2 separate regions of the Homo sapiens genome follow, and region 2 is linked to region 1. The links are chromatin loops, found by intact Hi-C in ENCODE. Cell type or tissue: Caco-2. All regions are shown on one strand. Region 1 has its middle 320 kb from the start of F9. Region 2 has its middle 390 kb from the start of F9.

Region 1 (8,000 bases):
TTCAGTCCTCACCTTTAAGAAACTTGGCAGATGCAGTTCCCTCAAGGGGAAGCCAGACACCATGTAAGAAGTCAGACACCCTGAGACTCAAGTTGTAAGGAAGCCCGAGCTGGCCATATGAAGAGTCCATGTGAAAGGGAACTGAACAACTCAGCTGATGGCAAGAACCGAGGCTCCAGACATATCGCACCAATTAAGCCATCTCAGTCAGCTCCTAGCCATTCAAGCTGTGAGCCTCCAGATTTCATGGGAAACCAAAAAGCCATTCCTGCTCCACCCTGTCCCCATTTCCAACCCACAGACTTGTGAGCAAATTGGTGGTTGTTTTAGGCCACTCAGTTTGGGAGTGCTTTGTTACGCAGCAATGGATAACTGAAATGAGTAGTCCAGAAAGATTTTCAGATCAAGTCTTCTCTGTTCCCTATGTTTGTCTGTTACAAACCAGAATGGGTTTTAAAGTGAGAGAAAGTTACAAGACAGAGCGATGTCAATGATGCATCCCAAAACAGCTTAACACTAAGACCCTTCCAATCTACACGAAGCAGATGTGTGATTTTCTGCCTCCTGTAAAATTGACATTTGGGCCATTATAATGCGATGTTGGGATGCCTGTCAGGAATGAACATCTTTAAATGTTTGTCACTTTCTTCTCCAGTGAAGAAGGAAACAATGAGCTACAGCTTTTCCAAAGATTCCATCTCATTCCCAACCAATATCACCGGGCAGCCCTGGATCTTCACCCAGAATCCCTATCATTCCACAGCATTCAGAATCACCTGTGTCAAAGAGGAATGGGTAATCAAAGTTAGCCTTTTCCTCATAGCATGCTCCCAACATTCACTACATCTGAAACTGAGGACCTTGCCATTGTCTCTCCCAGGAAGTAACACACAAAAGACTTTGGCCTGGGTCAGTTTCCAGAAGATTTTCAGGTCTTGTTCTTGCCTTCATTCTAGCAGTCATACTGACAATGGTAAAATAAAACAGTTCGGGAGAGAAAATTTTATTTCACAAAAAAATTATTGGATATAGTAGTAAGTTGTTAGCCCTTCATATTTGCCTATATCTTGAATTCTCTCAACAAGATTGTAAATTCGTAGAAGAAAAGGACTGTGTGAAACTCCTCTAAGATTAACTTGTCCCATGCCCAACCTGTGGTATAACATAGTGCCTGGCACGTAAGAGGCACAATAAATATCCTCATCATTATAATGTTATTTGCTTAATATACTAGTATGTACTACATATTTATCCAGAATATGGCACTTTATACTGAAAGCAACCCTCTGAGTTAATGGTTATTATTATCTCCATTTTCCAGATGAGGAAACAAGCTCAGAGAGGTGAAGCAACATATCCAAGATTATACAGCTAGTAAGAGGTGCACCCAGGCAGGATTGAGATGCAGGTAGGTCCTTCTGCTTCCAAAGTCCCTGCTCTTTCCACAATATGACACTGAATATTTTGTTAATATTATGAAATAAAAAATACCTCTAAAATTTCTCTGAAGATAAAGTCAAACATTAGAGAAAGAGAAGAGATCTCAGGGCTTACTGGGCTCTCCTTTGTTTTCTGTCAGTGCCTTTGTTTTCTTTCTTTGTTTTCTGTCAATGCCTGACCCTTGCCCCTCCCCACATCCCGCTACCCCCCACCCCCACAGTGTGATAGACATAAAGGAGTGCTGTCCAGATTCTCCTCCCAAGAAAGGCTTGCTGCCCAGCTATGGGGAGTGCAGTCGCTAGGCAGCCTCCAGCTGTCAGCTCCCTCACGGTTTGTCTCTGCTGCGGAACTGCTTCACTTGAGGTCATTCCCTTCCTAGGTCAGCCCACATTCCATGAATGAGCAAAGCCTGGCCATTTTAGATCAACACAGGCACTCTGACAGACAATACTCACTCCAGAGCTCCCTGCCGGGTAGGCTAAGGCTTCGTTAGTCCTGCTTCACAGTTCAACTTCTCCCTCTGCCCAACTCAGCCTCCTCCCACTTCCTTTCACAGTTGTTGATCCCTAATGAAAACATCTTCCACCACAAACTCCATCTGCTTTCAGACATTCCCATCTGTGACACCTTCTCTCTCTGTTTCTCTCCAACCCTGTCTTATTGCCCACGATTTTGGTAAAGAAAGATTCTGGGAATCTTCCTCTTCCTCTGATAGTTTAAATGATCTTCACTGCATTGCCAGTCGTTTTGCTTCTGATCCTTTGTCTTCTTGGGTAGCTTCTTGGAGCCTTCTTTGGAGTGCTAGGGGTTGGGACATGTGAAGAGCCCTTATACACAGCTGGTACTGTATACAACTGTTACATTTTAGAGAAAGAGAAGTGACTCACAGATGGTCAAGAAATAACAAGCTGGGTTTCTCATGATGAGACACTTAGACCTATACTTTCCTTCACTTGAAACTGTAACCTACTTGGTATGATTTTACATGGTGTAGAATGGATGTGTCTGGCACATGGCTGAAGTGACTTTACCCATTACACTGTTGTCATAACTGTACCTGCCATACTGTAGCTAACTGTGGTCTTCTCTAAGGGACCTCCCTACTCATGTACTCTTCTCAGTATCCCACGTGTGGGATTCTTTATTCTTCCCCATTCTACTTCTCCCAGTGCAGTCTCTGCTGCTATTTCCCTTTCCATGTTCTCATCCCCTCTCCCACTATGAGGATCTTGCATGATTGTTTCTTATTACATTTTTTTCTGTATTTATTCCACTCTATTCTATAAGGCCTTTTCCCTCCCTACATCACCCAGCCTGCAAGGTAAGGAATCACTGTTGTCTGCTTTGGGGAGGCAACTCAGATCAATAATAGGAGCCTTACTGTTGCTTGGACAGCACAAGAGAATCTCCCTGGAGGGTCCCCACTTACTATAAAAGAAAAGAAACAACAGCATCATTTTCCTTTGTTTTAGGCATACACCAGAAGCATTGTCAAGGCAGCAAGACTAATGACCCAAAATAAATGAGGTAATTAATATATCGTGCTTTATATAAACTGTCATTTCGTCCTTGTACCTTTTCTCAGTATTACACAGTGTCAGCCTTGATTTACAAGTAATGAAAAGAGCTTGGAAAGGGTAATTACCAGCTCAGGTTCCCATATCTATGGAATAGCACTAGCAGTATTTGAACCCAGGTCTTTCTGTTGCAAAATCCAATACTTTTTGCATATCAGATGCTGACGTTGTCAAGAAGGCTGCGGTTGGCATGGGCCAGAGGATTCTGAAAGAATCCATGGATACTGAGTGATGCTCTGTCTTTTTTGGTAGTGAAGAGGACATTTCTGAGAACCACATCAAAGCACACCAATCAAGAAAGCTATGGCACTGTGACTAAGGACAGAGGAGTCCTCTCAGAGGCTTCCTTAGCCACACTCATAATCCTACACTGCTAGTCTTTGTTCTTTCTTCTGGGGTACTGTGCTGGATTGTCCGATGTCAACTCAGGGACCACTTCTGGTTAAGGCTGGGAAGTAGGTTTTCAGAAGCTCTTTCCTTATATGGTTCCAAGTTAGACTTTGCCACTGAGAGAAACTCACTCAAGGCTTGGAATGTGGGAGTGAAGCAGAAGTCATTGTTCTCAGGAGGCTGTGACAGTCAGATAGTGTGGCTTCACAGATCTCTCTATGACGTCCACTTCCGATTAGCCTTATGCAACTAGACCTGGTGACTTCTCAGAATTCCTGTGAGCTTTTGTTTCCTCACCTCCTCCAGTGTTTCAAGTTAAAGTCATTAGAGACATTTGTGTGATCCTCCAGCATGAATCTTCCAGACTTTCACTCTCTAGCTCCCACTTTTTATGAATCCAGTTTCTAAAATATATTAAATTCCTTATCATTGTTAACATTTTAGTGGCTCTATTTTCATGACTGTACCCAAACTGATGCAGGTACCCACCCTGAATTTCACCACTAGTTCTGTGTTATTATAAAGTGACGCCCTAGGAAGTAATGTAACTAAAATCCATTAAAAGGCCTTTTTTCTTCTTCTTTAGAAACCACAGAGGGCTCTGGGAAGATACCAACTAAGCATGTGTTGTTTCCCATTGTCAGCTCCAGGCTTCCTGCTTCTCCTCAACCTAATGGCTATTGAAGCCTAAGGAGAAGAACTGGATATGAGTAGGGTCCTAGACGTTGCAGAAGACTTAATAAAAATAAGTGTTATCAGGCTTTGCCCCTTGAGCAAAGCCTGGATCCAGCACTAGAAAGGCCCAGCACAAACAGACTAGGAGATTGGGAAAACAACATTATACTTGTGTTCCTGGTCTCCTAGACCTTCAAGAGGCCAAGAAGGAATGAACTAAAGGAACAGACAGGGTCAGTGTAGACCTGGGAAGACAGCAGCTTTCTCCAGGTACTAGTTTCTAGTATCCCACTACTCAATGGCTTACAACCCCTTGGGGAGCTCCCCTTCTAATATGAGCTGACCTCAATGTGCTGACAACAAAATGCTTTATAACCATTTCTGTGGGTTCAGCAATCACCAACCAGAGAGAGGTAAATTGAGCAATGTATACCTAAAAAAAATTAAACTGATGTGAGGAGAGACAAGTGACAACTTGAAAACCATCACTACCAATAACGATAACAAAATAGGAGCATATAAGGAGATACATGCACAGCATAAAAATAGACTTTCTAGAACTGCAAACAAAAATGTGATTTCCCAAATAAACAGTTCAGTAGATGCACTTAAGACGAAGAGGATTATTGCTGAGACCCAAAACAGTGGCCTGGAAGATAAAGTGGAAGAAGTATCACAAAGCACAAAGTCAAAAATATAAAGACAATGAAATGATGAAGAGAAACATAAGAACCTTTGAGGATAGATCCTGAAAAATAATAAGTCTCCTAGAAGGAGAAAAGAGAAGAAATATAGGAAAATCTGTGATTTTTTTTTTTGGTCAAAGATAATGGAAAATAGCTTTTCTGAGCATAACAATTATAAAATTTAAATGAATAATTTAAAATATGCAAAAAATAACTGTTTGGAGTATATACCCAAAGGAAAATGAATCAGTCTACCAAAAAGACACATGCTCTTGTATGTTCACTGCAGCTTTATTCACAATAGCAAAGACATGGAATCAACCTAAATGCCTATCAACAGCAGACTGGATACAGAAAATGGGGTACCTATACACTATGGAATATAATACCGCCATAAAAAATAATGAAGTCATGTTCTTTGCAGCAACATGGATGCAGCTGGAGGCCATTATCCTAAGTGAACTAATGCAGAAACATAAAACCAAATACCATAAGTTCTGACTTATAAGTGGGCGCTAAACATTAAATACATGTGGACACAAAGATGGGAACATGAGTTGGGAAGCTACCTGTCAGATAGTATGCTCACTACCTTGGTAGCAGAATCATTCTTACAACAAGCCTCAGTGAATGCAATTTACCCATGTAACAAACCTGCACATATACTCACTGAATCTAAAATAAAATAGAAAAGAAAAAGAGGAAATTACAAAATACACTCCTAGAACACCATTGATTCAAAAGTGAAATTATAAACTATGTAAACAGCAATTAAAAAGAACATTTTATTCCAAAACCTATGTGGCGCAAAGAATGTTGTACTCAGAAAAAAATTCCTTTTTTTTTTTTTTTTTTTTTTTTACTTTAAGTTATGGGATACATGTGGTGAACGTACAGGTTTGTCACATAGGTATACATGTGCCATGGTGGTTTGCTGCACCTATCAACCCGTCATCTAGGTTTTAAGCCCCACATGCATTAGGTATTTGTCCTAATGCTCTCCCTCCCCTTTCCCCACACCACCGACAGGCCCCGGTGTGTGATGTTCCCCTCTCTGTGTCCATGTGTTCTCATTGTTCAACTCCCACTTATGAGTGAGAAAAAATTCTATTCTTAAATGTTTTCAGTATTAATAAACAAAGGTGAGAAGGTAAATGAGCTTAAAATTCATCTTAAAATATTTGGAAAAGAACCACAAATAAAACTAAAAAGAACTAGGAAAGGCTTTGATAACATAAAAGCTGGAATTAATGAAATAGCCAAAAATTGTTCTTTGAGAAATAAAACAGATAATCATCTTGCAAGTCTAATTAAGAAAAAAATAATAAATATTTACAAGACTTGAAATGAAAAAACAGACATAACCACAGATGAGACAATTTTAAATAATTATATAAGAAAGTACATTAAACTCTGTAACAACACATTTGAAAACCTAGAGAAAAAGGATGATTTTTTAGAAAGCCAAATTAACCCCACAAGAATAAAAATTGAATAGGTCAATTATCAAATAAAAGAATTAAATCGTGAATAAACATCTACCACTGAAACAGTCATCATAGCAGAGAATCATTTGCTCCGATTCAACTTTTTTCTTTTAAAACAAGTAATTTTACTGTCATTTAAATTCTTATAGGCCATAAAAAATAAAGCCCCTTAATTCTTTTTTATAAAGCCAACCTAAATTTAATATCCAAACCTAGAAGGAAGACCACAAAAAAGAAATCTATAGACACTAATTCTTGGGTGTAAATGTTGACATTTTGAATAAAACATTAGCAAATACAATTCAGCAGTCTTTCTTTTTTTTTTTTTTGGAGACGGAGTCTCGCTCTGTCGCCCAGGCTGGAGTTCAGTGGCGCGATCTCGGCTCACTGCAAGCTCCACCTCCCAGGTTCACGCCATTCTCCTGCCTCAGCCTCCTGAGCGGCTGGGACCACAGGCGCCCGCCACTACGCCCGACTATTTCTTTTTTTTTATTTTTAGTAGAGACGGGGTTTCACCGTGTTAGCCAGGATGGTCTCGATCTCCTGACCTCGTGATCCGCCCGCCTCAGCCTCCCAAAGCGCTGGGACCACAGGCGTGAGCCACCGCACCCGGCCACAATCTTTCAATAAAGTATAATTATAACCAACTAGAGTGTGGTGGATTACAGTATTGGTTCCAGTTCTTCACTCCTCCCTGTGTCCAGGTATTTTTACATGGTGTACATTTCCCTGTCCCTTAACTTTGAAATCAGCCAAATGCCACTTCCCAGGCTAGGCCTTAAGAAACCTTGTGCATTTTCTCCTTCCCTCCTGTGTCTCTGCAGTCACCTCGAGACTAGCCTGGCTAGCCTACTTGCCTTGTCAGGAGGATAAGAGTTACTTAGGGCAGAGCTGCACTTGCCACTACAGCCTGAAGTAAAGCAGCTCCAACAGACCAACAGACCTACAGTGACAATCAGAGCCACTCAGCTCAACCCAAACTGGATCAGCCAGACCCCAGTTAACCTGAAGACACACAAGCAGTAACAAATGATTGTTGTTTTTAAAGCCACTGAGATTTTGGCTGGTTTGTTTCATAGATATTACTAACTGACATATAGAATTGAATTTGGAAATGCAAAGGAGGTTCAGTATCAGTAAATCTATCAACATAATTAATTACATCAATAACTTAAAGAGGAAAACCATATGAGTGATGATATCAAGAAAGGCTTAAAAGTCAATTAATAAAATTCAGCTACCTTCCTAATAAATTTCTAAGTTAAATAAGATTAAAATAAAACCTTTTAAAATAGTACAGTTTACCAAAAATGGATGTGAAATATAATCCCAAATGGCAAAGCACTGACCTGTTCAAATAAAATTCAGAACAAGACAAGAATGCCTCTTATCTTTGTTTATTATTCAACATTGCCTTGGATGGTCTAGTTAATAAAAAGACCAAAAAATAAATGAATACAAACATCAGAAATGCTATCTATTTCTTTGTCTGCTAATGGTATATTTGTATAGCTAGAAAACGAAACACTCTAGTAAAATCTATGAGACTTATTCAAAGAATGTGGTACCATAAAGGAATACAAGGTTACTATAAAACAAATAGTGTATCTCTATTCAGACAACAAACACCAAGAAATAGAAATGAGAAACGTTATATTCACAATAATGAAAATAACCTGTGTAATACACTGGACTGAATTTAACAAGAAAAGCATCAGACCAGTATGAAGAAAATTGCTCTACCT
Region 2 (8,000 bases), 74 kb before region 1:
TGGTTACGTGGATGAATTCTATAGTGGTGAATTCTGAGATATTAGTGCACCTGTCACCTGAGTAGTGTACACTGTAACTAATGTATAGTTATTTATCCCTGCCCCCCCACCCTCCCCGTTCTGAGTCTCTAAAGTCCATTATATGACTCTGTATGCCTTTGCAGTAAAGTGTGAGTGTTCTGAAGGGCAACACATGTGTTCTACATTTAAATCTGTATCAATGTGTTAGGTTCTCAAGATCAAGCCCAGGTTCAATAATCTGCTAGGAAGACTCAGTGGATTTAACAAATTGTTGCACTCACAACTATAATTTATTACAACAAAAGGATACAAAGCAAAACCAGCCTAGGGAAAAAGCACATGAGGTAAAGTCCAGGAAGAACCAGGTGAGAGCCTCCAAGAGTCCTCTCCCAGTAAAGTCACGTAAAACATGCTAAATTCTCACAGCAACAAGTTGTGACAACACATGGGAAATGTCATCTACTAGGGAAGCTCATTAGACTCAGTGCCAAGGGTTTTTGGAGAGAGTTGGTCATGTAGACACTTTCTGCCAAGCACATACCAAAATGTCAAAAACCCCAGAGGAAAGCAGGTGTTTGGTAAAAATGACAGTGTTTGTACAAATGGCTTAGGCACCAAGAGACACTTTATCAATTAAAGAATGGTGGAAACCCTCCTGAAAGACGAATTCCCAGATGCCAGCCAAGGCCCAACCATGTCAACAGATAGCAGTCAGGCCTACTCTGCTAACTCTTTTCTGCACAATCCATTACACCTAGTATTAAGCCTGAGACTGCCAGACATTTAGATAGGTCATTCACCTATGTTATCCCATGACTTTTCACAATCACACTGGAACATAAGCATTATTATTCTAATTGTTAACAGACAGAAACAAGCTCAGAGAGGCTAAACAACATGCCCAGAATCACAGTCAATTAAACAGGGCTATGATTTGATATTTTAGCTGCCTAATCTAGATCTCACGCCTTTTACACTTTACCACAATTGCCTATTCAGGGGGATTATATAAGCAGCATATAAGTAAAACAAGGCAGCAGAAACTGCATGGTTAGGCAAACACACAAACAAGCAACTGAACTTGTAGAACACATACCAACCAAATTTCCAAAAGTTCTCAAGAGGCATTCTTGCAGTACCTTATGCAGAGATTTCTGGGCCCTTTTCTTGATTCCATCCACTCTCCAGAGGCAGCTACTTAACTGTGCAATTGCTAAGTTACAGACTTCTTCACCACTTAGAACTCAGGCATGTACCAGATGTACTGCCACACTCATTAGGGCTAAGCACACAGAAGCCCACCCAAGTATTCCACTTGGGATCCAGCCTAGTGATGAGTAGTTGGAAATAATCAAAGCACCAGAACCCTCAGGCCCTAATTGAGGAACACTCACTTTTGCTAATTATTCTTTCCTCAAGAAATATTTTGATTGTGTCAACTCTGGCACCCACTGATGGAGTTTTGAGACTGCAACAGCAGGCTAAACCCACTTCAACAACTCATCTAATGAGTTAGGTGTTGTGTGTATGTTTAGGGAAAGCATTTTAGATCACCGTGAAGCAATGGTCACACGGCCAGTTCAAGTTCTCTGCCCTGTATTCAGTGCCTGCTCACTGGCCAATGCACTAGCCTCAGCCCTGAGAATGCAGAAATGAACAAGATCCAATCATCATCTTTGCAGACAGAGTCCAGAGTAATGGTTAAAAAGTGGAATTTCCGTTGTTCCCATATCCTATGATTGACTAGGGACTATCCTTTGTCAATGCAAAGTTGAAAGGACCCACTGGAATCATCATAAACAATAATAACAATAGTACACACCATTTATGAAGCACTTACTGGGTACACCAGGAACTATGCTAAGCATATTACATGCTTCACTCATTTATTCCTCAAAATAGCCCTGTGAGGTAGATATTCTTATTATCCCCAAATTACAGATGGTAAAACGGAAGGTTAGAGGAACCAAGTAACTTTCTCAAGCCCAAACACCAAATATGTGCTAGCAGTGGGATTCAAACCCACTTCTGCTTTACTACAAAGCCCAAGTTCTTAACCATAGCACTCCCTACCTTAGAGAAGCTATTATAGAAACCAATTGAAGAAGTAAGACAGCAGGATTTGGCCACTCTGCCCCTCTCTCCCAAGTCAGAGGCTATTTCTGCACCAAGGACAAAAAGTCTGCTCATTGCAGGTCCACACTAGGCTCAAAGAGCAGGTCTGTGACCTACAGCCCATCAGTTATTTTCACATGAACAACTCCATCCACAGAGACCCAAGTACACAGAGGGCTTAAGGCAGCCACCAGAGCTCACTTAATAATACACCCATATCTTACAGACACACAGTACAGGGGAAACAACAGCATAGACTGGGTACAGATCATGTACCCCAGGCCTCAGAATGCTTGGATGGGTTTTCAATGGCAAGCTTCCCTACCACAGAGGAAGGATTTCCAGTTTACAAAGCACTTTCATATCTGATCCTCCTGGCAACCTTTTTAAAATGATTCTCACTTCTGATTTGAGGAAACTGAGGTTCAAGGATGTCCAATGACTTGCCAATATCACACAATCTGTACGAGACACAGCGTGGACTCTGACCCAGGTCTTTTGATTCTAAACCAGTTTGTCTATACCAGCTCACACTTGTTATTTATCTTTTTTTTTTTTTTTTTTTTGAGATAAGAGTCTCACTCTGTTGCCTAGGCTGGAGTGCAGTGGTGCAATGTCGGCTCACTGCAACCTCCTTCTCCCGGATCCAAGCTATTCTCCTGCCTCAGCCTCCCAAAGTAACTGAGATTGCAGGTGGGCACCACCATGACTGGCTAATTTTTTTGTATTTTTACTAAAGACGTGGTTTCACCATGTTGGTCAGGCTGGTCTCGAACTCCTGACCTCAAACGATCTGCCTGCCTCAGTCTCCCAAAGTGCTGGGAATAGAGGCACGAGCCACCATGCCCGACCTGTTATTAATTAATATAAACCCATCACTACACTGCTAAGCTAGTTAGGCAAAGACGTATTGAGTGCCTTACTATCTGCAGAGAACTGTATGAAATGCCCAAGAGTCCACAAAAATAGGTATGAGTTATGCATCTTCATGTGCACACAGAAATGCTTACCTGGGAATTAACAGATCACTCAAAGTCCAACAAAACATGAGCATATTTTTAAAGAAGTCTATTAAACAAAGTGTTAAATTCCTTACAGGCTTAAAAAGGAGACTACACAAAGGAAGGCATCCAGTTAAAGGTACCAAGAATGTTCAAGCTTTCAGGATTGCACAATGGTGATGGATTGAAAGCGGGGAAAATTTATTTGTTCTACTTATCTTAAAATGATTCAAATATACCTTAAAGAAAAAGGTAACCTAAATGTAGTAAGACCTGTCATCTTTATGGGTCCATTATAGATTCATCCATTCATTTACTCAACAAATACCTACTTAGAACTACATGCTAAGCAATATACTAGTTGCTAGGCATGAAAGGAAAAATAAAGCATACCGTAAGAGAAAAACACAGAGAAGGGTAGAAGGGAAGTCTAGGTACTGAGAAAAATGCGTACAAAGGCACAGAGGCAAGAGAGTATGGTGATTGCTATTGACAATTACTATTTGAAACACCCTATACATGGCTTGTCTGAAGCATGCCCTCTTGATTTTCCTTCTATGTCTTTAAATATTCTGTTTCTATGTCTCTTACTGATTCTACTCCTCTCAACCTTTAAAAGAGGTGTTACTCAACTTAGTTCATATCTTTTTCTCCTCTCACTCTACTCTTCAACAAGATCATCCATAATCCAGGACTTCATTTCCCATTCATATCTTCCTCCTCATTAACCTTTAAATCTACATCTCCAGCCTGGGTCAAACATCTGAAATCCAGACTCATATATCCAATGATCTACTCTGTTTCTCCCCTTTCACATTTCATAGGAATTTCCAAATCAAACCCAGTTCAAAGTGGAGTCATTCACTCACCTCACCACCAAACTAGTATGTGCCTAGTGGTCCCAATAAATGACATCACCCCAGTGCTCCAGCCAGACACCCAGAAGTCATCCTTGACTCCTCCCTCACCCTCATTCCTGACATGCTACCCATCGGCAAAGTCCTGTGGGTCAGCTCTGTGTTCTAACTAACTATCTGATATTCCCACACCTCTCCATCTCCAGGCCCATATTCATTTCCAGAACACCATCAGCTTTCTTCCAGTCTCCTAATGTATCTACTGCAACAGGCTGCTCCCTGCTTCTATTCTCACCCTCCTTCAAATGTGTTCTGTAGTAAGTCATTCCATCTTACCACCTTTACAAGAAGCCCCTGGTCCAAGTCATCATTTCCTTGCTTCCACTTTGTCCCTTAGGGTCTATTTCAACGGAGCATCCAGGCAGTATGGGGGAGGGGAGATGGGGCAGCAATCAGATCAATCCTTTTAACACTTCATGTGCATTTTATCATTCCCCCAATGTCTTCCCATCTCACTCAACATGAAAACTAAAATCCTTACACTGGCTAACAATGCTCTCCATGATCTGGGTCCCTACTATCTCAGAGATGTCATCTTCCACCGCATTTCCTTGCTCACTCCATTTCTGTCACATTGGCCTTGTTGCTGGGCCTTGAATACGCCAATTCTCCTTTCTCCTAAGGGCCTTGTGTCTGCTCTTCTCTCTGCCTGTAAAGCTCTTTTCCTTCATGGTCAATCTCTCACTTCCACCAGGCCTTTGCTGAAATGCCAGCTTTTCCTCGAGGTCTTTCCTCACCACTAGATAGATGATAGATAGATAGATAGATAGATAGATAGATAGATAGATAGATAGATAAGAGTGTACACACACACACACACACACACACACACACAATTGGCACCCTTTCCCCAAGGGCACACTCTTGGACCTTTGCTGCTTTCATAGCACTCCTCACCATGTGATATGTTCTACTTGTTGGTTTCTTTACTATCTCCAAACTCCACTCCACTAGAATATAAAATCCACAAAAGCAAGGAATTCACTGTCTATTTTATTATTTGGCTTATCCCTCAGAGCCGAGGACAATGCCTGGAATGTAGTAAATGTTCAATAATTACCTGTGAAATGAATAGTAACTGCATTGACCTTTTCAAAATGTAACTGAAAATTGAATCATGTCACCCTAGGTTTAAAATCCTTTAATGACTTCCCACTGCTGTTAGAAAAAGGTTCAAATCCAGCACCGTCTTATCCACCCTCCACTCACTCTGTCTGCTCCAGCCCTGCTGAATTTCTCTGTTTCTCTATCATGGTATTGTTTATTCTACTGATAAGCCTTCACACATGCTGGTCCCTCTAACCGCAAAGCTCTCCTCCCTTCTCATCATATAATGACCCCTCCACATTCTTCCATCCCAGCTGAAAAGTCAATTTCCTGGAAAAGTCCGTCAGGTTTGTACATCTCCTTTGCAGTTTCTTCCTACTTCTCTTATTAACTTATGTATATTTAGTTCTTCAATGTTCTGTTTCTCTGAATAAACCATTAACATGGAGACCATATATATTCTATTCAATACTCTGGTTTCCAGTAGGCACATAATAGGTACTCAGTGAATATTTCTTAACTAACTGCTAAGGGCAAGTGCCTTATAATACAGCTCAGATCACATTAACATCTATGAAAGTAGTAATGTCATGGGTTTTGTGTGCCCTAGGACCCACACACTGATTAGCCTAAGAAGCCGAAAAAGAGAACCTTGGAGCTCAGGCAGACTGAAGACATTGCCGGGCTCAAACACTTAAGGTACACATTCTGCCTGAAGAATACATAGGCAAGTGAAAAAAACCCCATTCCTCCTGTGAGATCTAAGTTGGTGCTGTAAACATCAGTTGTTTACAAGTGTGTCTGTCACCTGAATATAAAGACAGCTAGTTTCCAAAACTCAGTTATGATAAATGTGTCTCACTGCATTTTTTTCTAAGCTGCAAGCAATGACTGATGTTTATTGTCAATATTTTAGTTGTCAAGTGAGAAAATGGCACAGATAATTGGCCACAGGTTCTATAGGTAAAAATGACAGCTAACAGAAAGAAAAAGATAAAAATACCACCACATAAAAACATAAATGGCATCATCACAGACAATAAAAATAGGGAAGGTGTAAACTTTCAGAGAATAGCAAAGTACTCTCTTCAGGAAAACTTTAATTAAGTACACGGCTTTTCAAAATCTGCCAGTAAGTAGTACTGGCAGAGTACCAAATCTCTCTAATTCTTAACAGTTTGGGGGAAAAAGTGGTTTTCAATTTCTGGGTACAATGTAATGGTTAAGAAAGGCCACCAGCCTGCCTGAATTCAATTCCTGGCTTGGTCACTTTCAAGCCATATGACTTTGGCAAGTGGTGTTATTTCTTGGAGCCTTGGTTTCCTCCTCATCTGTAGAAGAGTAAAATTAATGCCTGTCTCAAAAGTTGTTGTGAGAATTAAATGCAATAACATAAGAAAAGAACAGAAAAAGCACTGATCAGTTTTTTCTTACTTTCATTGTGGTGGTGGTGGTTGTCATCATCCACATATCGCATGTAACTGAAAATTGAATCATGTTACCCTAGGCTTAAAATCCTTTAATGACTTCCCACTGCTATTAGAAAAAGGTTCAAATCCAGCACCATCTTGGATGGTTGATATGTCATCATCCACATATCACAAAAAGAAATATTTGCAAGTAGAGGTCCTGATAGACTTTTTAATGAAAAGACTCAGCATTTGGAGAATCATCTAAGGCCATACAAAATAAAATGTTATAACAGCACACTGTCAAAGATAGGGCTTAGCACTGTGAACACTATATATGCCCTAAGTTTGATAACCAGGATAAGCAATGCAAGGTACTCATGAGAATAAAAACCAGTGGGAAATATCCTGCCTCTGAAAATCAGGCTATAAAGATGTTGAAAGGGGAGCCAGAAGTCTCTAAGCTCATTTGTGTTTGGATATTTATGTGGTAATCTGGGTTACTGATTCCATATTACTCATGCCTATGGTAATAGTCCTAGTAGTCTGGAAGAGCCCCAGTGCTTCACAGTCATCAACAAGGTGCCTATCATCATTTACAGGTGTTCCACACTTTGCAAAAACTGATAAGCTTCCACACAGCAACCGCAACACAGGCCTGACTAAATGTTAAATGTTAACAAATATATAACATAATTACAAAAGTAAATATTATAGCCCTGGTTTTATCCGAATGGACATTATTTGGATTACTAGTATTCAAATTAGCGGAGGTTTAACAAAGTTCAAAAGGAAGTACTTCAGTACACTCTGTGTTGTCTGTCTTCCCCACGCTGTGGATGCGCTCTCACTGTTCAATTAGGGAAGATGTCCCCCATTCATCCCATTTTGGACCTGCTTGTCCCCCAAAATGTTCTCTGGACTTGAAGACAAACTAACCTAAATAAGGCGCTGCTGTTTTAGGTGATGAAGACTGCTTCCCTCCAAGGTGGGCTCCAACCAGACTCCACTAGGGCATTGCTGGAGCCTTTGAGCACAGATTGGGGATGCATCAAAATCTAGTCCCAAGGGACTTCCATGCACAGTGGACCTACATACTAGCTGATCACATAAATCAAACTCTCCAGTCTCCTAACTGCCTTCTAGTATGGTTCCAGGCCCAAATGACTGCCTTTCTCTTCTTGCTACCCTAATATGCACCTGCCACCCCCAAATTTCTGTTAGTTCACTTCCCTTCCCAGTGGCCAGCTCTGCAGACCACCAACATGCAAGCTGAAGCCCACACACACCAAAGCCAAGGAAAGGTAGCCCTGGCAGGGTGCAGCACTCCCCTCCTTCTCTCCCTTCCTGTTCTCACTGGCACTGCTAGCCTCAGGCCTGGGATGGCGTACTCACTGAGCTGTAACCCTCACCACAGTCTCACTCTATGCATTGAGTGCCCATTGAGCAGGGAAGCCTGAACCCCCTCCTGGCCTGTGTGAAAAGAACTC

What was found. Hi-C counts contacts between places; a loop is a spot of excess contacts. Peaks named below come from ENCODE experiments on the same cell type or tissue, not always from the same donor. Only the 100,000 strongest peaks of a DNase experiment are listed, where the experiment ranks them.
Region 2: a loop joins it to region 1, with 7 times the contacts of the local background. A loop is called at or near these places in 3 of 110 quality-filtered maps.

The regions. Positions count from the first base shown.
Region 1 is chrX:139,209,935-139,217,934 of GRCh38, forward strand. No RefSeq gene overlaps it. Among named protein-coding and RNA genes, the nearest start is that of F9, 320 kb to the right of the region's middle. In Caco-2, no CTCF peak of the experiment used is centred here; a DNase peak (open chromatin) is centred at 3,597.
Region 2 is chrX:139,136,245-139,144,244 of GRCh38, forward strand. It overlaps a transcript of FGF13 not described here. Among named protein-coding and RNA genes, the nearest start is that of F9, 390 kb to the right of the region's middle. In Caco-2, no CTCF peak of the experiment used is centred here; no DNase peak of the experiment used is centred here.